Regions from separate parts of the Homo sapiens genome. Here region 2 is linked to region 1. Evidence: read pairs that join two places in POLR2A ChIA-PET (ENCODE). Cell type or tissue: CD4-positive, alpha-beta T cell. All regions are shown on one strand. Links, peaks and the distances in the headings refer to the core of each region. The heading gives the core; the rest is flanking DNA.

Region 1 (12,246 bases), core at 2,467-10,466:
TGACAAGTGAGACTCCATCTCAGGAAAAAAAAAAAAAAAAAAAAAAAAAATATATATATATATATATTTCATAAAACTACTATGCTTTATTTGTATTTCTGTGAAATAAAGAAATCTTATAATCTACCATGCATAATGGAAGAAAAAAATTCGAAGGAAATTTCAGAACACCAGCTGCAAAGAGAAAAGCCTGTGAGTTTCAGGAGAGAATAGGTTACAAGTAAGAAGACTGAAAGCCTTCAGACCTCTTGACTACACCAGAAAGCAGTATCTTCAAAATTATCAGACAGGCAAACCATAAAAACTGGACAAAATAAATAATTACTTGCAAGCACAGGAGAGCAATCACTGTAGGGCTACAATTACCAAAAGGCATCTATGAGGAGAGCCACACATTTACGATCATGCTGAACCATGGCACAGAACAACAAAGCCCAAGCAGAAGTGAGTGTTGTTGGCCGGGCGCAGTGGCTCACGCCTGTAATCCCAGCACTTTGAGAGGCCGAGGCGGGGAGATCACTTGTAGCCAGGAGTTCGAGACCAGCCTGGACAACGTGGAGAAACCCCGTTTCTACTAAAAATACAAAAATTAGCCAGGCGTGGTGGCGCACACCTTGTAATCCCAGCTACTCGGGAGGCTGAGGCAGGAGAATCGCTTGAACCCGGAAGGCGGAGGTGGCAGTGAGCCAAGATGGTGCCACTGCACTACAGCCTGGGCAACAAGAGCAAGACTCCATCTTGAAAATTAATTAAATAAATTAAAAAAAAATACAAACTGGTGTTTGGGTCTGTAAAGCAACTAGGATCTAGGGGCAATGCTATGGTTTGAGTATTTTTGTCCTCTCTAAAATTTCATGTTGAAACTTAATCCCCAATTAAGTATTGGGAGGTGTGGCCTTTGAGAGGTGATTGGATCATAGAGGCTCCTCCCCTTGTGAGCGGGGTTAGGAGCCCTTCTAACGGGGCTTGATGAAAGGAGTTCATCTCCTTTTTTGCCCTTTTGCTTTCTGCCATGCCAGGACACAGCACTCCTCCCCTCTGAAGGATGCAGCATTTCAAGTGCCATCCTGGAAGAAGAGACCAGGCCTTCACCAGCACCTTGATCTTGGACTCTCAGCTTCTAGAACTGTGAGAAAATAAATTTCTTCCTTTTTTTTTTTTTTTTTTTGAGGCAGTCTCGCTTTGTCACCCAGATTGGAGTGCAGTGGCATGATCTCAGCTCACTACAGCCTCCACCTTCCAGGTTCAAGTGATTCTTGTGCCTCAGCCACCTAAGTAGCTGGGGTTACAGACAAGTGCCACCACACTTGGCTAATTTTTGTATTTTTAGTACAGATGGGGTTTAGTACAGATGGGGTTAGCCACCACACTTGGCTAAATTTTGTATTTTTAGTATAGATGGGGTTTAGTACAGATGGGGTTTAGTACAGATGGGATTAGTACAGATGGGGTTTAGTACAGATGGGTTTAGTACATGTTGGCAAGACTGGTCTCAAACTCCTGCCCTCAAGGGATCCACCCACCTTGGCCCTTCAAAGTGCTGAGATTACAGGCATGGCTACCTTGCCCAGCCAAGAAAATAAACTTCTGTTCTTTATAAATTACCTAGTCTCAAGTATTCTGCCATGGCAGCACAAAATGGAGTAAGACATAGGATGATGGCGCTACAGAAGCCATAGAGAAGCCTTAACATTCTGCATAAAGATTCACCTCAAATCTTTGGCTAGTTCCTAATATGTGTAGGTGGAGGGCAAGCCTCCAAGACAACTAGTGGCATCGACTGTGAGACTGAGAGCTGACTAGAGATTTCAGAGGTTGCATAGTGCTGAGGAGCTGGGACAGTCTGAATCCAGAAAGATAGAGATACTGGCAAACAGTTGAGATGCCACAAAAGCCATGCCCTAGAAGGATGGAGCACACCCTAGGAGAAAGGAGTATGACCAAACCGATACACCCACACCTGCAAATCTTAAAACATGCCCCAATGGGATCAGAATCATCTGCCAATAATTTAGCTATCTGGCAGACAAAACTTAACATTTTTTAGAAGGAGCTATGTATCATACAACATATCCAGCATACAAACAAAACTGCTAGACATGTGAAAAAGCAAAACCAGGGCCAGGTATAGTGGCTCATGACTGTAATCCCAGCACTTTGGGAGGCTGAGGCAGGTGGACAAATTGAGCCCAAGAGTTTGAGACCAGCTTGGGCAATATACCAAAACCCTGTCTAAAAAAAGTACAAAAATTAGCCGGGCATAGTGGCACATGTCTGTGGACCCAGCTTCACAAGAGGCTGGGGTGGGAGGGTTGCCTGAGCCCAGGAGGTCACAGCTACAGTGAACTGTGAGCGTTGTCACTGTACCCCAGTCTGGGGGTAACCAAGACTCTGTCAAAAAAAAAAAAAAAAAAATGAAAAGTGAGAGAGAGAGAGAAAGGAAGGAAGGGAGGGAGGGAGGGAAAGGAAAGAAGGGAGGGAGGGAGGGAGGGAGGGAGGGAAAGGAGGGAAAGGAGGGAAGGGAGGGAAGGGAGGGAAGGAAGGGAAGTGAGGGAAGGAAGGGAAAGGAAGGGAAGGGAAGGGAAGGAAGGAAGGAATGAAGGAGAAATCAAGCAAGCCAAAACAACGAGGCCAGGCATGTGGCGCATACCTGAAATCCCAGCACATTGGGCGGCTAAGGTGGGTGGATTGCTTGAGCCCAGGAGTTCGAGACCAGCCTGGACAACACAACGAAATTCCATGTCTACAAAAAATACAAAAATTAGCTGGGCATAATGACATGTGCCTGTAGTCCCAGCTATTAAGGAGGCTGAAGTGGGAGGATCACTTGAGCCTGGGAGGCAGAGGTTGCAGTGAATGGAGATCAAGCCACTGCACTCTAGTCTGGGCAAGACTCTGTCTCAAAAAAAAAAAAAAAAAGACAAGACAAAAACAATCAAGAGATAAACAACCCAAAAGGAGCAGATGTAGACAGTACCTATATATTAGTTTTAACCCATAAACACTTCAGACGAACTGTAAAGTAATATGCAAAATATTAAAGAGGTGGTCAGTTAAGATTATAAGCTGTAATCTCTACAGCAACCACTTAAAAAAAAGATAAAAGGGAAAATAGGAACACACAGGACAACTAAAAATAAATAGCAAAATGACACACTGAAATTCACCTATGCCTGTAAAAAAAAAAAAAAAATCACAAATAAAATAATAAACCAATTAAAAGACAGAAATAGGCCAGGCATGGTGGCTCACGCCTATAATCCCAGCCCTTTGGGAGGCAAGATCTCATCACGACAAAAAAAATAAAAAAAATTAAAATTAAAATTAACTGTCACAGGCCTGTAGTCCCAGCTACTCAGGAGGCTGACGTGGGAGAACTGCTTGAGGCTGCAATGAGCCAAGATCACACCACTTCACTCCAGCACTGCAGCCTGGGTGAGAAAGAGAGATCCTGTCTCAAAAAATAAAAAAAATTAAAAAAAAAAAAAAATAGACAGAAATAGGCTGGATCAAGGAACTTGAGGCTGCAGTGAGCTGTGTTCATGCCACTAAATTCCACCCTGGGCAACAGAGGAAGACCCTGTCTCAAAAAAAGAAAAAAGAAACAGGCTGGATCAAAACCACGACCAAACTACAAGCTATTTAGGGGAAATATACTATAAACATATGAACATAAATAGGTTGAAGCAAAAATAAAATATATACCATAACACTAATCATAAAAAAAAGGAGGTATGGGCCAGGCATGGTGGTTCACATTTGTAATCCCAGAACTTTGGGAGGCTGAGGTAGACAGATCTCGTAAGCCTAGGGGTTTGAGACCAGCCTGGGCAACCTGGCGAGATCCCATCTCTACCAAAAACAAAACTACAAAAATTGCCTGAGCATGGTGGTACACGCCTGTAGTTCCAAATACTGGGAGGATCACTTGAACTCAGGAGGCAAAGACTGCAGTGAGTGAAGATCAAGCCACTGCACTCCAGCCTGGGTAACAGAGCCAGATCCGGTCTCAAAACAAACCAACCAACCAACCCAGAAGAGGTAGGTATGGCTTTATTTTTATCAGAAAAGCAGTATTATCAGGGATAAAGAGGGGCATTTCAAAATGATAAAAGGATAAGTCCATCAGGAAGACAGAATCATATGTGTGCACACATCCATAACCATATATGCAATGACTAACACAGCTTCAAATTATATCAAGCCTGACAGAACTAAACTGAGGAATGGACAAATCCACATTCATACCTAGCTATCAATCAAATACCAGAACAGAATGAAGGCCAGGTGCAGTGGCTCTCACCTGTAATCCTAGCATTTTGGGAGGCTGAGGAGGGCGTATCACTTGAGGCCAGGAGTTCAAGACCAGCCTGGCCAACAGGGTGAAATCCCGTCTCTACTAAAAATACAAAAATTCACCGTGTGTAGTGGCACACACCTGTAATCACAGCTACTTAGGAGGCTGAGGCGGGAGAATTGCTTGAACCCTGTGGTAGAGATTGCAGTGAGCCAAGATCACACCACTGCACCCCAGCCTGGGAGACAGAGTGAGACTGTCTCAAAAAAAAAAAAAAAAAAAAGACATTTTCAGAAATTCAGCCTAAAAAACATACCTCTCACAAACCCTTTCTCAAGAAGCTGCTGAAGCATGTACTTCAATAAAACAACAGTAATCCAAAAAAGAGACGCTGCAAACAAAAGATCAACATGAGAGAGAGGAAGGAAATCCCTAGGAGTGGGAAGGAGACAGCGGTGGGAGATGGTGAAATAGCACTGATTCTCTACTAACACCACATTACTTGTAGTTACGGACTGGAACACAGTGATTCAAAAGCTGGCATTCTGAGGGTTGTCATCAACAAGATACCTGCGGCCACTGTACCAACTTTTTATTAACCTGAGGGCAGAATGCCTGGGTGAGCCTGGCCCAGATTCTTAACTGTACTTGGTTTGGCTTATCTTGAACATGTTCTGATGACATCTGTCTTTCCCCTCCATACCAGACTGCCTTGGATCAGATGAGAACAGTCATTTCATGTCACAGAAGTGTTCTGCTTTAATCTACTCCTGAGTGGTGGCTATTCACCAGTGAACCAAGATGCAGAAAATGCATAGCATCCCACTCCCTCTAATTATATTCGTACCAAAAATTCAATACCTAGTCTACACTCTGACCCTGTCACACGGCCCAACTATGTTGAGCCCCATGCTTCTCATGACCTTGCCAATAACCTCCCCAAACGGGACTTCTGTAAACTCTCAGGAAAGTCAAAGCCAGGCTATACCTGGAAATTCAATTCAGCTCATCTTTTCCTGGGAGGCTTTGTCCAACAGTAGCAAAATTTCTTTTCTTTTCTTTTCTTTTTCTGAGACAGAGTCTTACTCTGTTGCCCAGGCTGGAGTGCAGTAGCATGATCTCGGCTCACTGCAGCCTCCACCTCCTGGGTTCAAGCGATTCTCCTGCCTTAGCCTCCGAAGTAGCTGGGATTACAGGCGCATGCTACCACGCCCGGCTAATTTTTTTTGTATTTTTAGTAAAGACAGGGTTTCGCCATGTTGGCCAGGCTGGTCTCGATCTCCTGACCTCAAGTGATCCACCAACCTCGGCCTCCCAAAGTGCTAGGATTACCGGCGTGACCCACCACACCTGGCCCCAACAGTAGCCAAATTTCTAGACACAGCTGCTTTACACTGCTAAATTTGCTTGGTGTTGCCACATTGCTCCCAGTAAGGCTGTATCATTCTATACTATCTCCAGCAATACATGAGTGGTTTCATTTCTTCTTAGCTAACACTAGCTAGTGTAATTTAAAAAATAAATGATAACCTAAGTCTTGGCAAAGGGCCCACGGATGCATCTTTTAGATCTCACATGTCTGAAAGGAAAAAAAAACCTCCACCAATTAGACAAAAGATTATGCAAACCAAGGCAATATTAATTCCAGTTATAGTTTGTTAACTAAATTTTATATTAAGACTATAAGTGATATTAATCCCAGTTATAGTTTATCAACTGAATATTACATTAAGAATATATCTAAGTGGTAAAGTCTTTAAGGAAAGCAAGGGAACTATTAAGAAAAATGTCAAGATAGTGGCTATCTACTAGGTGGATTCAATCAGAAAATTTGTCATAAAGAACAGATAATGTTCTATTTCTTAACTTGGGTGCCTACATGGGCACCCATTTTATTATTATTCTTTAATGCATATATATTTGTTATATATGTTGTTATAACACATTTAAAGAGTGTTATGTCTTAATACACTATTCTGTACATGTGTCACACAATTAAAGATTAGGAAAAAAAAGAATGAGCAACCTCTATGCTCTGATATGGAAATACTTCAAAGATATGTTACTGAATGATTTAAAAAACACATAATTGGGCTGAGCACGGTGGCTCACACCTGTAATGCCAGCACTTTAGGAGACTGAGGTGGACATGGATTGCTTGAGCTCAGGAGTTCAAGATGAGCCTGAGCGACAGGGCAAAACTCCATCTCTACAAAAAAATACAAAAAATTAGGTAAGCATGGCGGCATGTGCCTGTAGTCCCAGCTACTTGCGGGGATTTAGGCAGGAGGACTGCTTGAGTCCAGCAAGTCGAGGCTGCAGTAAACCGTGTTCACATCACTGCACTCCCACTTAGGTGACAGAGCGAGACCCTGTCTCAAAAACAAAACAAAATCAAATCACATAATTAAGAGATTGAAACACAAACCATAACCAGGCACAGTGACTTACGCTTGTAATCAGCATTTTGGGAGGCCAAGGTGGGTGGATCACTTGAGCCCAGGAGTTCGAGACCAGCCTGACCAACATGGTGAAACCCCATCTCTACTAAAAATACAAAAATTAGCTGGGCTATGGTGGTGCGCACCTGTAATCCCAGCTACTCGGGAGGCTGAGGCAGGAGAATCACTTGAACCTGGGAAGGGGAGGTTGCACTGAGCCAAGATCACGCCACTACATTCCAGCCTGTGTGACAGAGCAAGACTCCATCTCAAAAAAAATAAAAATTAAAAACATAAATAAATAAAATGGCTAAAATCCAGAACACTGACAACACAAAATGCTGGTGAGGATGCAGGGCCGTAGAAACTCTCATTCAGGAGGTTCCCTCTCTCGGCTTTGGAGCCCCCCTCCCTCTGTCTCTGTCAGGGGAGCCTCTTCCTTCTGCCTTCTCTTTTCTTTCTTGCCTATTAAACTTTCCGCTCCTTAAAACCAAAAAAAAAAAAAAAAAAAAACTCTCATTCATTGCTGGTGAGAATGTGGGAATGTAAAATGGTACAGCCACATTGAAGGGAGTTTGGCAGTTTCTTACAAAATTAATTATATTCTTAGTGTATGATCCAGGGGCCTTGGTATTTATCCAAATGAGTTGAAAACATGCCCCCAAAAAACCTGCACACAGATGTTTATAACAGCTTTATTTATAATTGCCAAAACTTAGAAGCCACTAAGTTTATCTGTTCCTTCAATATGTGAATGGATAAATAAACCGTGGTACATCACATCATGACATATTCAGTACTAAGAAGAAATGAGTTATCAAGCCAAGAAAAGACTTGGAGGAACCTTCTCTTTTTTTTTTTTTGAGACAAAGTCTCGCTCTGTTGCCCAGGCTGGAGTTCAGTGGCGCGATCTCAGCTCACTGCAAGCTCCGCCTCCTGGCTTCACGCCATTCTCCTGCCTCAGCCTCCCGAGTAGCTGGGACTACAGGCGCCCGCCACCACGCCTGGCTAATTTTTTGTACTTTTTTTTTTACTAGAGACGGGGTTTCACCGTGTTGGCCAGCATTGTCTTGAACTTGGAGAAACCTTAAATGCATATTTCTAAGTGAAGGAAACCAATCTAAAAAGGCTACCTACTGCATGAATCCAACTATATGACATTCTAGAAAAGACACGACTAGGGAGATGAGACAGTAGAAAGATCAGTGGGTGTTAGGGACTTAGGGAGACAGAGGGAGAGGTGCATAGGCGGAGCACGGGATTTTCAGGGCAGTGAACCTATTCTGTATGATGCCATAGTGATGGATACATGTCATTATATATTGGTCAAAATACACAGAATGTACACAGAGAGTGATCCCTACTGTAAACTATGGTCTTTAAAGTATCAATATTGGCTCATCAACTGTAACAATATACATTAATGCATATATTAATAATAAAGGAAACTGGGGGTAGGGGTTGGGAATGAGGGGGTATATGGGAACACACTGCATTCCCCATTCAATTTTTCTGTAAACCCAAAACTGCTCTAAAAAAAATGAAATCTATTAAAACAGAACGCATATAAACAGAACAGTATGATTAACATGCTATCTTACGTTTGTGCTTTTATTTGTACTTGTGTAATTATGTACAAATAAGCTCTGGAAAGCTACACAAGAAAGTAATGACAGTGGTACCTGCTTGGGGTGGAGGGATTTAAATACAAACCCACATATTTACTGCATTCTCTGGCATTAGGCTAATCTGACTGGAAAAACCAAATACATACAATAATCTTCTGCACTTGCACTGAGGAATGTTATATGAAACAACCACAGATAAAGTGATAACCCTTTCAAAGTTGGTTGTTTCTGGGGGTGCTGTCCAAAACACCATCTATATGAAGGTCCATAAAATTTATTCAGACCTAATGTACAGAACCAAATAATTGGTATTCATAACCAATGCAAGACATTTAATTAACTCAATTTGCTTTTTGGCTGCTGGTATTGATTAGTTATTCTTGCTATGTTTCCTTTGTGTCTTATTCATACTTTTCTATTTCATTTTCTGGATCCTTATAAACTTCCTTAAATGCACTGAAAAGCAAAATGGGGAATAAACAAACAACTCACCTGGGATTTGTTCATTTTCTGCAGTTTTGGGCAAAGGCAGAGAACTATGAAGGCAGAACTGGAATAGAGGAAAAAGGAAGGCATTGTTATTAAAGGTCTGACCTGCCTTACAACTCCTAGAATGACTTGTTTAGAAACCCCTAGAGACCACCTGGGAAAATACCACCTCCTGGGAAAGTCCCTTTGCCTCTTCAGAAGGGGCAGAAAAGATCATACTAACAGCACCTATCTTCAATCTAACATTATCAGACACCCATAAAGGCAAGACTAAGATAATCCACTATCAAAAGAGGCAAAACAATCAACAGAACCCTCAACTGCTGAAATTATCAGACAGGGCATTTAACACAACTATGATTCATATACTAAAGGCTTTACTAGAAAAGGTGGACAACATGAATAAACAAATAGGGAATTTCAGCAGAGATGGAAACTGCAAGAAAAAATCAAATGGAAATGCTAAGAAAAGTACAGTAACAGAGTTGATCTTTCAGCAGGTTCATTAGTAGACAAAGGAGCTAAGAAAAGTTTCAGTAAACTTGAAGATAGGTCAAACTGAAACTCAAAGAGAAATGGAAGAAAAACATAAAAGGATAGAGCATCCAAGGGCTGTGAGACAATATCAAATGGTCTAATAAACATGTAACTGAAATTCCAAAAGGAGAAAAGAAGTATTTGAAGACATAATGGACAAGAATTTTCCAAAAATAATAATATGAAACCACAGGTCCAAGAAACTCAATTTATCCAAACAGGGAAAATACCAAAAACTAAACTCAAACAAAAACACACATGGACACATCGTATCCAAACAAATGAAAACCAAAGTTAAAATCTTCAAAGTAGCCAGAGGAAAAAAGACATATTATATGTAGAAAAATCAAGATAATGAATCATAGCCACCTTCTCATCAGAAACTAAGCCAGAAAACAAAGTAGTGACATCCTGAAAGTGCTTTCACAACAACAAAAAAGCAACTAAAGCAAAAAACTATTAACTCAGAATTCTATACCCAGCAAAAATATCTTTCAAAAATGATAATGAAGTAAAAAACCTTTTTCAAACAACAAAAACATAGCGAATTCATTATCAGTAGACCTGCACTAGAAGAAATGTTTAATGAAGTTATTTAAATAGAAGAAATATGATATCAGACAAAAACCTGAATCTACACAAATAAATGAAAATCTCGAGAATCGTTAAAATGAGGATCAACACAATAGATACTTTTTCTTGCTTTTAATCACTGTGAAAGATTATCTAAAGCAAAAATAGTAGCAAAGTTTTGTGGGTTTACAGCATATGTCAATATTCTGCAACATGTATGACAACAATAATGCAAAAGACGGGAGGATGAAATTGGGAGTATAATGTTCCAAGTATATTGACATAAAACAGTATGATATCTTTAAAGTTCCACTAAACTTTAGGGTAACAACCAAAAACTCTGTTAAATTTTTACAAATATACAATAAGACAACAGTGGAGATAAAATGTAATTATAAAAAAGACCCACTTAAGACAAAAGTAGACAGAAAAAAAGGTAAACAGAAACAAAGACCAAATAAGAAAAACAGAAAAAAACCAGCAAGATGGTAGACTTTAACACAACTATATCAATAATTGGCATAAACACACCAATTAAATAACAGAGGTCAAATTATATAAAAAAAGTAAGACCAAACCATGTGCTGTCTATAAGCAGTTTGTTTAAAATATAAAAACATAGCTACATTCAAAGTAAAAGGATGATCAGTTGTAGGAGTCAGGAAATTAAAAAAAAAAAAGATAAAAGAATGGAAAAAGAGGGTCAGGCACAGTAGCTCATGCCTGTAAACCCAGCACTTTGGGAGGCAAAGGTGGGTGGACTGCTTGAGCCCAGGGGTTTGAGACCAGCCTGGGCAACATGGCAAAACCTCGTCTCTACAAAAAATACAGAAAATTAGCTGAGTGTGGTGGCTCACACCTTGAGTCCTAGCTACTCCGGAGGCTGAGGCAAAAGGATTAGGGCGCACACCTGCAGTCCTAGCTACTCGGGAGGCTGAGGCAAAAGGTTTGAGGTTGCAGACAGCTGTGACTGAACCACTGCACTCCAGCTTGGGCAACAGAGACAGACCCTGTCTCAATCAATCAATCAATCAAGGAAGATTCTACGATCAACAGCACAATATTTATTCAAATACACACGAAACAGTTACCCAGAGAGATCATCATATCCTCGACCTTAAAACAAACTACAACAGGCCTGGTGCAGTGGCTCACGCCTGTAAAGCACTTTGGGAGGCCAAGGTCAGCGGATCACTTGAGACCAGGAGTCTACTAAAACAAAATGAAACAAAAATACAATACAAAAACAAACCACAACAAATTTAAAATAATTGAAATTCGTAACACAGTATTCTGACCAAATCAGAATTAAACTATAAATCAATAATATAAAAAGATCTGGGCCGGGTGCGATGGCTCACGCCTGTGATCCCAGCACTTTGCAAGGCCGAGGCAGGTGGATCACCAGGTCAGGAGATAGAGACCATCCTGGCTAACACGGTGAAACCCCGTCTCTACTAAAAATACAAAAAAAAATAAAAAAATTAGCCAGGTGTAGTGGCGGGCGCCTGTAGTCCCAGCTACTCTGGAGGCTGAGGCAGGAGAATGGTGTGAACCTGGTAGGCGGAGCTTGCAGTGAGCCGAGATCTCGCTACTGCACTCCAGACTGGGCAACAGAGCGAGACTCTGTCTCAAAAAAAAAAAAAAAAAGATCTGGAAAATCTCCAAAAACTTGGAAATTATGCAATACAATCTAAATAAATAAGGGTAAAAAATGAAGTCACAAGGGAAGTTAAAAAAATTTGAATTGAATGGTAATGAAAACACAATAAAAAGGCTGGGTGCAGTGGTTCATGCCTGTAATCCCAGCACTTTGGGAAGCCAAGGCGGGAGAATCACTTGAGGTCAAGAGTTCTAGAGCAGCCGGGCCAACATGGTGAAACCCCGTCTCTACTAAAAATACAAAAATCAGCCAGGTGTAGTGGCGGGTGCCTGTAATCCCAGCCAGGAGGACTGCTTGAACCCGGGAGGCAGAGGTTTCAGTGAGCTGAGTGCCACTGCACTCCAGCCTGGGTGACAGAGTGAGACTCAGTCTCAAAAACAACAACAACAGAAAAGAAAATACAAGATATAAAAATTTGAGTGATGTAGTTAAAGTAGTATTTAGAGGAACAGTTACATCAATAAATTGTGTCTGGCCGGACGCGGTGGCTCACGCCTGTAATCCCAGCTACTCGGGAGGCTGAGGCAGAGCACTACTTTAACCCAGGAGGCGGAGGTTGCAGTGAGCCGAGATCAAGCCACTGCACTCCAGCCTGGACGACAGAGCGAGACTCCGTCT
Region 2 (12,386 bases), core at 2,223-10,222, 270 kb before region 1:
TTAACTTACATACAATAAAATTTACTGTTTTCAATGTACTGTTCTCTGATTTTTGTTAAATGCCTAGCGTTGTGTAACCTCCACCAAAATGAACAGTTTCAAGCCGTCAACCCTCTTAAAAAAAAAAAAAAACAAATTTCCCCTGCTACTCTTTGTAGTCAAACAACTCTCCCTCACCCCCGGCCCCAGCCATTAGCAACCTCTGGTCTGTTTTCCATCTTTATAGTTTTGCCTTTTTCAGAATATAATCTAAATGGAACCATAACAGTAGGCAGCTTTTTGTATCTGGCTTCTTCCGCTTAGCATAATGCATTTGAGATTCACCTGTGTTGTTGCACATGTCAGTAATTAGCTCCTTCTGTTGTTGGGTGGTAGTCCATTATATGGATATACCACAGTTTATTCTGCATTTGAAAGACACTGGGTTGTTTCCAATTTTTTATGATTACAAATAAAGCTGTTTATAAATATTTACACACAGCTTTTTCTGTGAACATGGGTTTTCATTTCACTTGAGTCAATATCTAGGAGTGGGATTACTGGGTTTTGTAGTATGTGTATGTTTAACTTTACAAGAAGCTGCTAAATTTTTTTGTGGCTTGATTGCTGTTGGTAACAAGTTTGAGAGTTCAAGTTGCTCTTCATCCTCAACAACACTTGGGGTGGTCAGATTTTTTTGTTTTTGTTTTTGTTTTAAATATTAGCTAATTTGGGGCCGAGCGCGGTGGCTCATGCCTGTATTCCCACCACTTTGGGAGGCCAAGGCAGGCAGATCACAAGGTCAGGAGTCCAAGACCAGCCTGGCCAATATGTTGAAACCCTGTCTCTACTAAAAAATACAAAGAATTAGCCGGGCATGGTGGTGCATGCCTGTAGTCCCAGCTACTTGGGAGGATGAGGAAGGAGAATCGCTTGAACCCAGGAGGTGGAGGTTGCAGTGAGCCGGAATTGTGCCACTGCACTCCAGCCTGGGCAAGAGAGCGAGACACTGTCTCGAAAAAAAAAGAAAAAAAATTAGCTAATTTCTCCTTTAGTTTGCATTTCCCTAAGGATGTTGATGCTCTTTTCATGTTCCTGTTTGCCATCATTTTATCTTCTTTGGTGTGTCTTTTGAATTCTTTGTCCATTTAAAACATTGGGTTGTTTTCAGTTTTGGAATTATATATTCTGGATATAGTCCTTTGTCAGATATTTGTTTTGTTTTTTTTTTTTTGAGACAGTCTCGCTGTCCCCCAGGCTGGAGTACAGTGGCATAATCTTGGCTCACCACAACCTCCACCTCCCGGGTTCAAGCGATTCTCCTGCCTCAGCCTCCCAAGTAGGTGGGATTACAAGCACTCGCCACCACACCCAGCTAATTTTTGTATTTTCAGTAGAGATGGGGTTTCACCATGTTTGCCAGGCTGGTCTCCAACTCCCAACCTCAAGTGATCCACCCACCTTGGCCTCCCAAAGTGCTGGGAGTACAGGCCTGAGTCACCACCCCCGGCTCCTTTGTCACATACTTGTTTTGCAGTGTTTTGTCTCTGTGCTTGTCTTTTCATTCTCTTAATAGTGTTTGCACAGCAATTTTTTTTGGTGTTTTTTTGAAACAGAGTCTTGCTCTGTTGCCCAGGCTGGAATGCAGTGGCACGATTTCACCTCACTGCAACCTTTACTTCCTGGGCTCAAACAATTTTCCTGCCTCAGCCTCTGTAGTAACTGGGACTACAGGCATGAGACACCATGCCTGGCCTGCAGAGTAAAATTTTTAAACTTGGATAAAATCCAGTTTGTCAAATTTTTCTATTATGGGTTGTGCTTTTGGAATCATATCTAAGAACTCTTTTTTGCCTAACTCGGGATTACAAAGATAGTGTATTTTCCTATGTAAAAGTTACATAGTTTTACTTTGTTGTTGTTTTTGTTTTTTTGAGATAGAGTTTCGCTCTTGTTGCCCAGGCTGGAGTGCAATGTCATGATCTTGGCTCACTGCAACCTCCGCCTCCTGAGTTCAAGGGATTCTCCTGCCTCAGCCTCCTGAGTAGCTGGGATTGCAGGCATGTGCCACCACGCCTGGCTAATTTTGTATTTTTAGTAGAGACAGGGTTTCTCCATGTTGGTCAGGCTGGTCTTGAACTCCCAACCTCAGGTGATCCGCCCACCTCGGCCTCCCAAAGTGTTGGGATTATAGGCATAAGCCACAGTGCCTGGCCTTTACTTTTTTTTTTTTTTTTTTTTTTTTTTTTGAGACAGAGTGTTGCTCTGTTGCCCAGGCTTGAGTGCAGTGGCATGATCTCAGCTCGCTGCAACCTCCGCCTCCCAGGTTCAAGCGATTCTCCTGCCTCAGCTTCCCGAGTAGTTGGGATTATAGGCGCCTGCCACCACGCCTGGCTAATTTTTGTATTTTTAGTGGAGATGGGGTTTCACCATGTTGGCCAGGCTGGTCTTGAACTCCTGACCTCTCAGGTAATCCGCCCACCCCGGCCTCCCAAAGTGCTGGGATTACAGGAGTGAGCCACCGTGCCCGGCCAGCATTTACTTTTTTAAAAAATCAGTTATCATTATTTATTTTCAGTTAATTTTTGCATAAGATATGAGTTATGGATTCTTTTTTTTTTTTTCTTTTGCATCTGGATGTCCAGTATTTTCATTATTTGTTGAAAAGATTATTCTTTCTCCATCGAATTCCCTTTGTATTTCTGTAAAGTGAACTGGCCATACTTGTATAGGTTTATTTCTGGGCCTCTGTTTCCACAGTTTCATTTACTGTTTTTGATTTAAGTGTTGAAATCAGGTAGAGAGAGTACTCCAACTTTATTCTTTTTCAAAATAGTTTTGGCTGCTCTTGTTCCTTTGCCTTTCCATATAGTTTTTTTTTTTTTTTTTTTTTTGAGGGGGATGGAGTGTCACTCTGTTGCCCAGGCTGGAGTGCAGTGGCGCGATCTCTGCTCACTGCAACCTCTACCTCCCAGGTTCAAGTGATTCTCCTTCCTCAGCCTCCTGTGTAGCTGGTACTACAGACGTGTGCCACCAGGCCTGGCCACCATATGCATTGTAAAATCACTTTGTTCATCTCTCGAAAAAGTATCCTACTTTGATTTTGTTTGGAATTGCATTGAATCTGTAGACCGTTTTGGGAAGAATTGACAATTTAACGATCTTATATTTTAGTCTATGAATACAGTCTGTATCTTTTTTTTTTAGGTGTAAAAAGTTTTTATTTCTAATTGTTTGTAACTAGTATATGGAAATACAATACAGGTTCTGCATACTAACCTTGTATTCTACAACCTTGCTAAACTCATTTACCAGTTCTGGAGGTTTTTGTAGATTCTGTGGGATTTTCCACACAGACAGTGATGTCAAATGTGAATAGAAACAGTTTTATTTCTTCCTTTCCAATATGTTTACCTTTTATATTTATTTTGCTTGCCTTGTTGTACTTTATACTTCCAGTATGATGTTGAATGCTAGTGGTGAGAGGGGACATCTTTGCCTTTTTCCCAATCTTTTTTTTTTTTTTTTTGAGACGGAGTCTCCCTCTGTTGCCCAGGCTGGAGTGTGCAGTGGCACGATCTTGGGTCACTGTGACCTCTGCCTCCTGGGTTCACGCCATTCTTCTGCCTCAGCCTCCCGAGTAGTTGGGACTACAGGCGCCCGCCACCACGCCCGCTAAGTTTTTGTATTTTTAGTAGAGACTGGGTTTCACCGTGTTAGCCAGAATGGTCTTGATCTCCTGACCTCGTGATCCGCCCGCCTCAGCCTCCCAAAGTGCTGGGATTATAGGCGTGAGCCACCGCGTCTGGCAGCCTTTTTCCCAATCTTAAGGGGGAAAAGAAACTAGTGTTTTACCACTTGATGTGGTGTTAGCTATAGGTTTTTCACAGATGCCGTGTGTGTCTGTCTGCCTGCCGTTTAAACCCTTTAGCATTGAGTAACTTATTACCAACTCAGTCACCTAACACTGTACGTGCTAATTGTGTTCTGCATTTTACTGATGAAAAAACTGAGGCACAAAGTCTAAGCAAATGGCTGAAATTCATCCAGTTAGATAGTAACTTAGCTGGAATGTTAACCTTGGCAGTCTGCATATATTGTCCCTCAGAGATTCCTTTTATCATGTTAGATAAGTTCCCCTCTGTTCCTAATTTTCAGAGAGGTGAATTTTGTCAAATGCTTTTTCTCCATCTATTGATTTAATTACATGTGGTTTTTCTTTTTTTTTGTCTGTTAATATGGTGGATTACAGTGTTTGATTTTCAAATTTCTGACAGACTTATTTCTGGGAGACAGCTCACTTGGTCAGGATATATTTATACATTGCTGAATTTGGTTTGCTAATATAGTCAGCCTTCTGTATCTGTGGTTTCCACAGCCATGGATTCAACCAACTGCAGATAGAAAATATTTGGAAAAAGGCTGGGTGCAGTTGCTCACGCCTGTAATCCCAGCACTTTGGGAGGCCAAGGAGTGCAGATCACTTGAAGCCAGGAGTTAAAGACCAACCTGGGAGGCCGAGGTGGGCGGATCTCAAGGTCAGGAGATCGAGACCATCCTGGCTAACGTGGTGAAACCCCGTCTCAACTAAAAATACAAAAAATTAGCCGGGCGAGGTGGCGGGTGCCTGTAGTCCCAGCTGCTCGGGAGGCTGAAGCAGGAGAATGGCGTGAACCCAAGAGGCGGAGGTTGCAGTGAGCGGAGATCGCACCACTGCTCTCCAGCCTGGGCGACAGAGTGAGACTCCGTCTCAAAAAACAAAAAAAAACCAACCTCGCCAACGTGGTGAAACCCAGTCTCTACTAAAAATACAAAAATTAGTCCCAGCTACTGGGCTGAGGCACGAGAATCGCTTGATTACCCAGACTGGAGTGCAGTGGCGCAATCAGCTCACTGCAGCCTAAAACTCCTGGGCTCAAGTGATCCTCCCACCTCAGCCTCCCAGGTACCTGGGACTACAGATGCACACCATCATGCCCATCTAATTTTTTTTTTTTTTTTTTTGAGACGGAGTCTTGCTCTGTCACCCAGGCTGGCGTGCAGTGGCACCATCTCGGTTCACTGCCAGCCCTGCCTCCCGGGTTCACGCCATTCTCCTGCCTCAGCCTCCCGAGTAGCTGGGACTACAGGCACCCACCACAAGGCCCGGCTAATTTTTTTGTATTTTTAGTAGAGATGGGGTTTCACCGTGTTAGCCAGGATGGTCTCGATCTCCTGACCTTGTGATCCGCCCACCTCGGCCTCCCAAAGTGCTGGGATTACAGGCGTGAGCCACTGCGCCCGGCCTAATTTTTTATTTTTTGTAGAGATGAGGTCTCTCACCATGTTGCCCAAGCTGGTCTCAAACACCTGGCTTTGAGCAATCTTCCTGCCTTAGCCTCCCAAAGTGCTGGCATTACAGGTGTGAGAAAACCTGGATTTGTTTGTTTGTTTTTAAAAGAAACAGGGTTTTGCTCCGTCACCCAGGCTGGAGTGCAGTGGCAAGATCACAGCTCAGTGACACGTTGAACTCCTGGCCTCAAGCGATCCTTCTGCCTTAACCTCTAAAAACGTGTTTTTTTTTTGATCACAGTTTTAAGACTCTCTAAGAGGCTGGATGTGGTGGCTCTGACCTGTAATCCCAGCACTTTGGGAGGCTGAAGTGGGTGGATCACTTGAGGCCAGGAGTTCAAGACTAGTCTGACGAACATGGTGAAACCCCGTCTCTACCAAAAATGCAAAAATCAGCTGGGAGTGGTGGTGCATACCTGTAGTCTCAGGTATTCGTGAGGCTGAGGCAGGAGAATCACTTGAACCCGGGAGGATCGTAGTGAGCCAAGATCATGCCACTGCACTCTAGCTTGGGCAACAGAGCGAGACTCTGTCTCAAAAAAAAAAAAAAAAAAAAAGAGGCCATACGCAGTGGCTCACGCCTGTAATCCCAGCACTTTGGGAGGTCGAGGCAGGTGGATCACGAGGTCAAGAGATCGAGACCATCCTGGCAACACGGTGAAACCCTGTCTCTACTAAAAATACAAAAAATTAGCCGGGTGTGGTGGCAAGCGCCTGTAATCCCAGCTACTTGGGAGGCTGAGGCAGGAGAATAGCTTGAACACGGGAGGCAGAGGTTGCGGTGAGCCGAGATCGCACCATTGCACTCCAGCCTGGGCAAAAAGAGCGAAACTCCGTCTCAAAAAAAAGAGAGAGAGAGAGAAAGTATTTGGGAAAACAAATGGGTGGTTATGTCTGTACTGAATGTGTACAAACTTTTTTCCTTGTCATTATTTCCTAAACAATACAGTATAACAACTATTCATATAGCACTTATATTGGGTGTTGTAAGTAATCTAGAGATGACTTAAAGTATGCAAGAGGATGTACATAGTTTATATGTAAATATGACATCATTTTATATCAGGGACTTGAACATCTGTGGGTTTTGGTGTGGGGTGGGGGAGATCTTGGAACCACTTCCCCAGAAATATGGAGGGACAGCCGTATTTTGTCGAGGATTTTTGCATCTGTGTTTATGAGGGATATCGATCTGTAGTTTTTTGGTAATTTCCTTGTGTGATTTTAGTATCAGATAATGCAGGCCTCATAAAATGAGGAAATACAGGCTTTGTTTCTTCCAGGGTGATTTTTTATTCACCTTGTATGCTTGTTTAGGGTTTTATTATGTAAGAGGCTTTCTCGGATTTATACTGATTCTTAGTTGGTTTGGCTCATATTTATGCTTGGGGCACTAGAAAGGTTATTGGAAGCTCTGAGTCTTTGGACAAGATTTGTTCCTTTTGTGCCTACATTGTCTACAGGGATGTTATTCTGATTCTTACTATCTTTTTTTCCCTCATAGTAACTGCATGGAATTTGATATTGAGGTTTTGGGGGGTTTTGTATGTATAATTTAAAATTTTCTTATCTCTTACTGATGAAGGACTTTTCCATAGTTTAGCTAAAGATGGAGTCCTTGTCCCACAGCCATGATAATTTAGGCTCACAGACAATTTGAAGCTTGAGTAAATCAGGGTTTTATTGGGTGAAAAGGGAAAAAAGGGGGAACAGGGACTCTGCAAGGCCAGAGTTCCTGCTGCTGTGCTTCCTGCCTTGCAGCTTTGAATCCCAGGTTGCACACAGGAAGAAGAGGGGCCGGGCTCCTCCCCGCTGCAAACAGCAGGAACCTCTGTGGCTCCACCCCAGTGCGCATGCCTCCTAGTCTGCTGGCTGGCCGGAGATTCTCCAGGGACCCCCTCCCACATGGCTGTCTCATTATTAATGAGATTAAGCATCTTTTTACATGTTTAAGATCCAGAGTCATGTGCATCTACTTGTCTGAACTGTCTACAACATTTGCCTGTTTTTATGATGAAAACAGGCAAAAGTTTTCAAAAGTAGTGCAGAGCTTTATAGAAAATTAGAAAATGCAGACAGTTAAATTAAAAATCACTTAAAAATAAAAAAAATAGTTGAACTACCTAGAGACTATCATGTCAATCCTTTAGTGAAAACTCACTCTGATTTTTTTCTACACCTAGGTATAGATATTTGTATTTTTTCCTCAGCCTGCAATTGTATTTACTCACATCGCTTTTCAACCTACTCTTTTTAGTGGATGATTTCTACCCATTTATTTTAGTAAATGTTTTATCTTATATATAGATCATACTCAAATTTTCCAAAATGGTTATAGCTTGTGTGTCCAAATCACAGTTGAGTTCAATACTACACATATTATCCAGTTGTTCCATCCTTGAGTCTCTTTTAATCTAGCACACTCCCCTTTCTATAATGGCATAGATAGCTGAAAAGATCAAAGCCATACATCCTGCAGCATGTCTCACCTCTTGGATTTGTCTGGTTATTCCCTCATGGCGTTGTTTTAGTTCCTTTGTTCCTTCAGTTCTCTGTAAATCAGAAGTTAGATCTAAATGCTTGATGGGTTCCAATGAAATACTTTGGCCAGAATGCATTATCAATGGACATCTGATGTTTGAATAGCATCAGAAGACACAATATCTGGTTGATAACTATAGTGGTGACTATTAAATCAGGGTGATAACAGTCTGATCCCTCTCTTGTATACTTGTTTTTTCCTTTGGAACTTTTAGAACTGGAAAAGTATTCCCTGTGGCAGTATACTTAATGGTTAAAACTTAAATTGCTTTTTAATTTTTTTTTTTTTTTTTTTTTTTTTGAGATGAAGGTCTCACTGTGTTGTTCAGTCTGGACTCAAATTCCTGGGCTCAAGAGAGCTTCTGAGGTAGCTGAGACTACCTGTTACCTGAAAGGGGATCCAGACCCAGACCCCAAGAGAGGGTTCTTGGATCTCGAACAAGAAAGAATTCGAGGGAAATCCATACAGAAAAGTAAAAACAAGTTTATTAAGAAAGTAGAGGAATAAAGAATGTCTACTCCATAGACAGAGCAGACCCAAGGGCTGCTGGTTGCCCATTTTTATGGTTATTTCTTGATTATATGCTAAACAAGGGGTGGATTATTCATGCCTCCCCTTTTCAGACCATTTAGAGTAACTTCCTGATGTTGCCATGGCATTTGTAAGCTGTCATGGCGCTGGTTTTGGTGGGTTTTAGCCAGCTTCTTTACGGCAGACTGTTTTATCAGCAAGGTCTTTATGACCTGTATCTTCTGCCAACCTTCTAGCTTATCGTGTGACTTAGAATGCCTTAACCTCCTGGGAATGCATCCCAGCAGGTTTCAGCCTTGTTTTACCCAGTCGCTATTCAGGATGGAGTTGCTCTGGTTCAGATGCCTCTGGCACACCCAGCTTCTTAAATTGCTTTTTGGCATTACTTAATAACCCTTGCCTAAACTACTACTGTCATTAGAGTTTGAGAAGTGATGTCTTTCTAATTCTGTGGTTCTTCTGTATTTATTGGTTGACATTTTTCTGTAAAGTATAGCTTTCCTTTATCAATTGGAACAATATAAATATTTAATTCTTTTCCCTCAATTTTCAAAATAGGTAGTAATTTTAAATAGCAGTCTAAAATGGTACAAATTTTTTTTTCTGTCTTTTTAATATCATGAGGGGCTCACAGATTTTTATTCAGTGTGTTTTCATTTTCTAACAATTACCTGTTTTAATGTTCAGGTCTTCACTGCTTTGGCCAGTAGGAGCTCTTTCAGGCTGGATCTTGTATCCTTTTAATTTGATCTTTTTTTATTATTATTTATTTTTTATGAGTCGGCGTCCTGCTTACTGTAGCCTTCAATTCCTGGGCTCAAGTGATCCTCCTGCCTCAGCCTCCCCAGTAGATGGAACTACAGGTGCGTGCCACCATGCCTGACTAATTTTTTAAAAATCTTTTATAGAAACAGGCTCTTGCTCTGTTGCCCAGGCTGGTCTCGAACTCATGGGCTCAAGCATTCCCCCCCATACTCACCCACCTTGGCCTCCTAAGGTGGTAGGATTACAGGCATGAGCCACTGCACCTGGCCTTGATCTGTTATTTTTAAATAGCTTCCTGACTTCCTGGCACAGAAAAATGTCCTGGTTTTACCTTGTGCTTTCTTTGCCTCAGACCTGAAATGAGTTTTTTTTTTTTTTTTTTTAGGGAGCCTTTTTGTGGTAAATGGTCTCAACTTTGAACTTTAGAGATGCTTGATGTTACCAGAATGATGTAGTTTATATGCCGTTTGTGTAGTGGACAAAACTAGGAAATACTTAAAAAGGGTTAGCCGGGCGCGTTGGCTCACGCCTGTAATCCCAGCACTTTGGGAGGCCGAGGTCGGCGGATCACAAGGTCAGGAGTTCGAGACCATCTTGGCTAACATGGTGAAACCCCATCTCTACTAAAAATACAAAAAAAATTAGCCAGGCATAGGTGGTGCACGCCTGTAGTCCCACCTACACGGGAGGCTGAGGCAGGAGAATGGCGTAAAACCCGGGAGGCGGAGCTTGCAGTGAGCCGAGATCGTGCCACTGCACTCTAGCCTGGGCGACAGAGCGAGACTGCGTCTCAAAAAAAAAAAAAAAAAGGGTTAGAGTTCATATTGATATTCTTAATTCTTTTTTTTTTTTTTTTTTTTTTTGAGACAGAGTTTCACTCTTGTTGCCCAGGCTGGAGTGCAGTGGTGTATCTCAGCTCATCGCAACCTCCGCCCCCCAGGTTCAAGCAATTCTCCTGCCTCAGCTCCCTGAGTAGCTGGTATTACAGGCATGCATCACCACACCCAGCTAATTTTGTATTTTTAGTAGAGATGGGGTTTCACTGTGTTGGCCAGACTGGTCTCGAACTCCTGGCCTCAGGTGATACACCCACCTCAGCCTCCCAAAGTGCTGGGATTACAGACATGAGCCACCGCTCCCAGCCAATTTCTTTGATTTTATAATTGTGTCATTTCTCTTATTCTGAAGATCTAGATTCCTAACGTGATTAATTACTTGCTTTAACCTATGATATAAAGGAAATAGTTTCAAAATACCAGCATTGATGTTACTACACAGAGTAGAACTTTTTTTTTTTTGTCTTTGGAATGCATCTTGATGAAGATGTATAGTCAGAATACTGTTTTTAAAGTCCTGGGAATAGATCTTTTGTTTATGTGGTTATGTTATCATTTTGGTATACAGTTATGTTTATTTATTCAAACTTTTGAATTTAAGAGATTTTCAAAGTTCTGTAGAGAGATAAACACAGTGAACTCTTGCTTCTACTCTGTTTTATCCTGACCCTTATAAGGAGCTGTTTTCATTAGTTTCTTGTTTATCCTTCTAGTGTCGCTTTTTCCATATACAAACAAATATAAGCATATTCTTAATTCTTCCTTTTTCCTCATCCAGAGCTGGCATATTTCATACACTGTTCTTTTGCTTTTCCTCTCCTTTTTTTTCTGTTTAACTTAAGAGTATATCTTGGAGGTAAATACATAGAAATTTTACACATTGCATTGTAATGACTGTGGTATTCCATTATTTAGATGGACCATAGCATTTTCAGCCAGTCACTTACTGTGAGACAACTTGAGTTGTTTCTAATTTTTTGTTATTACAAACAGTACTGAGTGAATAAACTATTATATATTCTGGGATAGAAGTGGGACTGCTGGATAAAAAGGTAAATACATTTGTGTTTCTTTGTATTTTGGGGTGGTATTTGTTTTTGTTTTTGTTTTTGAGACAGGGTCTCACTGTCACCCAGGCTGGAATGCAGTAGCGTGTTCATGGCTCACTTCAGCCTTGACCTCCTGGGTTCAAGTGATCCTCCCCTTAGCCTCCCAAGCAGCTGGGACCATAGGCATTCTCCACCATGCCTGGCTAATGTTTAAAAATTTTTTTTAGATATGGGGTCTCACTAGGTTCAGGAGGAAGTAAAATTACATTTCTATGTTCAGATTGCTGTCTTAAGCAGGAACTCACTGCTCTCTTCATGAAACACTGTCACTTAGCCCTTGGTGTTTGGGATGTCAAACAGAATTCCATTTTGGATATTGATTGTTTCCACCTCAGCCTCAAATGCTTATTCTCCAGATTTTCACACAGCTGGCTCCTTCTCATCGCCTTTAAAAAATTTTTTAATTTATGTATTTATTTTTTTGAGACAGGGTCTTGCTCTGTTACCCAGGCTGGAGTGCAGTGGTGTGATCTTGGCTCACTCTAGCTTTGACCTCCCAGGCTCAAGTGATCTTTCTGCCTCAGCTTAGACTAGAGGTGTGTACCACCAAGCCCAGCTAATTTTTGTATTTTTTTGTAGAGACAGGGTTTCACAGTTGCCCAGGCTGGTCTTCAACTCCTGGGCTCAGGCGAACCACCTGCCTCGGCCTCCCAAAGGGCTGAGATTATAGGCGTGAGCCACTGGTTTACCTTTTTTTTTTTTTTTTAAATCTCTTTTATCATTGTTTTAGTTTTTACGAGCTTTTTTGTTTGTTTCATTTTTCTGAATTATTTTAAAAGTCTTATTTTTATTCCATGGATGCCACAGTTTCTCTTACCTCTTTCAGGATATTAATTACAAATCCTTTTTCCTTAAGTTTTTAATCTGTCCCCCTCCCCATCCCCTCTTTCTGCACTAATTTTGTTTCCTCTGAATTCCTTTCTGTTTGTCTTGAATCTTGCCTTTCATATTGGAGGCTTTTCTCAAGTGTTTGGTGGTCCTTGGTACATTATAAGTGAAGTATTTAAAAGCTGATTGGAGGCCGTGTGCGGTGGCTCCTGTCTGTAATCGCAGCACTTTGGGAGGCCAAGGCGGCTGGATCACCTGAGGTCAGAATTCAAAACCAGCCTGGCCAACATGATAAAACCCCATCTCTACTAAAAGTATAAAAATCAGCTGGGTGTGGTGGCACACTTCTGTAATGTCAGCTACTCAGGAGGCCAAGGCAGGAGAATCGCTTGAACTTGGGAGGCAGAGGTTGTAGTGAGCCAAGATCGCGCCACTGCACTCCAGCCTGGGTGACAGAGCAAGACT

The links. Peaks named below come from ENCODE experiments on the same cell type or tissue, not always from the same donor. Only the 100,000 strongest peaks of a DNase experiment are listed, where the experiment ranks them.
Region 2: POLR2A ChIA-PET joins it to region 1 with 5 read pairs; 6 of 35 experiments call an interaction of 5 or more read pairs at or near these places.

The regions. Positions count from the first base shown.
Region 1 is chr16:75,149,579-75,161,824 of GRCh38, reverse strand. ZFP1 (ZFP1 zinc finger protein) reads right to left here. Exons shown (of 4, transcript NM_153688.4): 2 at 8,859-8,916. The coding sequence starts at 8,873. Among named protein-coding and RNA genes, the nearest start is that of ZFP1, 7.2 kb to the right of the region's middle. In CD4-positive, alpha-beta T cell, for the core only: no CTCF peak of the experiment used is centred there; no DNase peak of the experiment used is centred there.
Region 2 is chr16:75,415,878-75,428,263 of GRCh38, reverse strand. The region is part of intron 1 of CFDP1 (craniofacial development protein 1); the gene reads left to right. Among named protein-coding and RNA genes, the nearest start is that of CFDP1, 11 kb to the left of the region's middle. In CD4-positive, alpha-beta T cell, for the core only: no CTCF peak of the experiment used is centred there; a DNase peak (open chromatin) is centred at 7,133; H3K4me3 peaks cover 399 bases.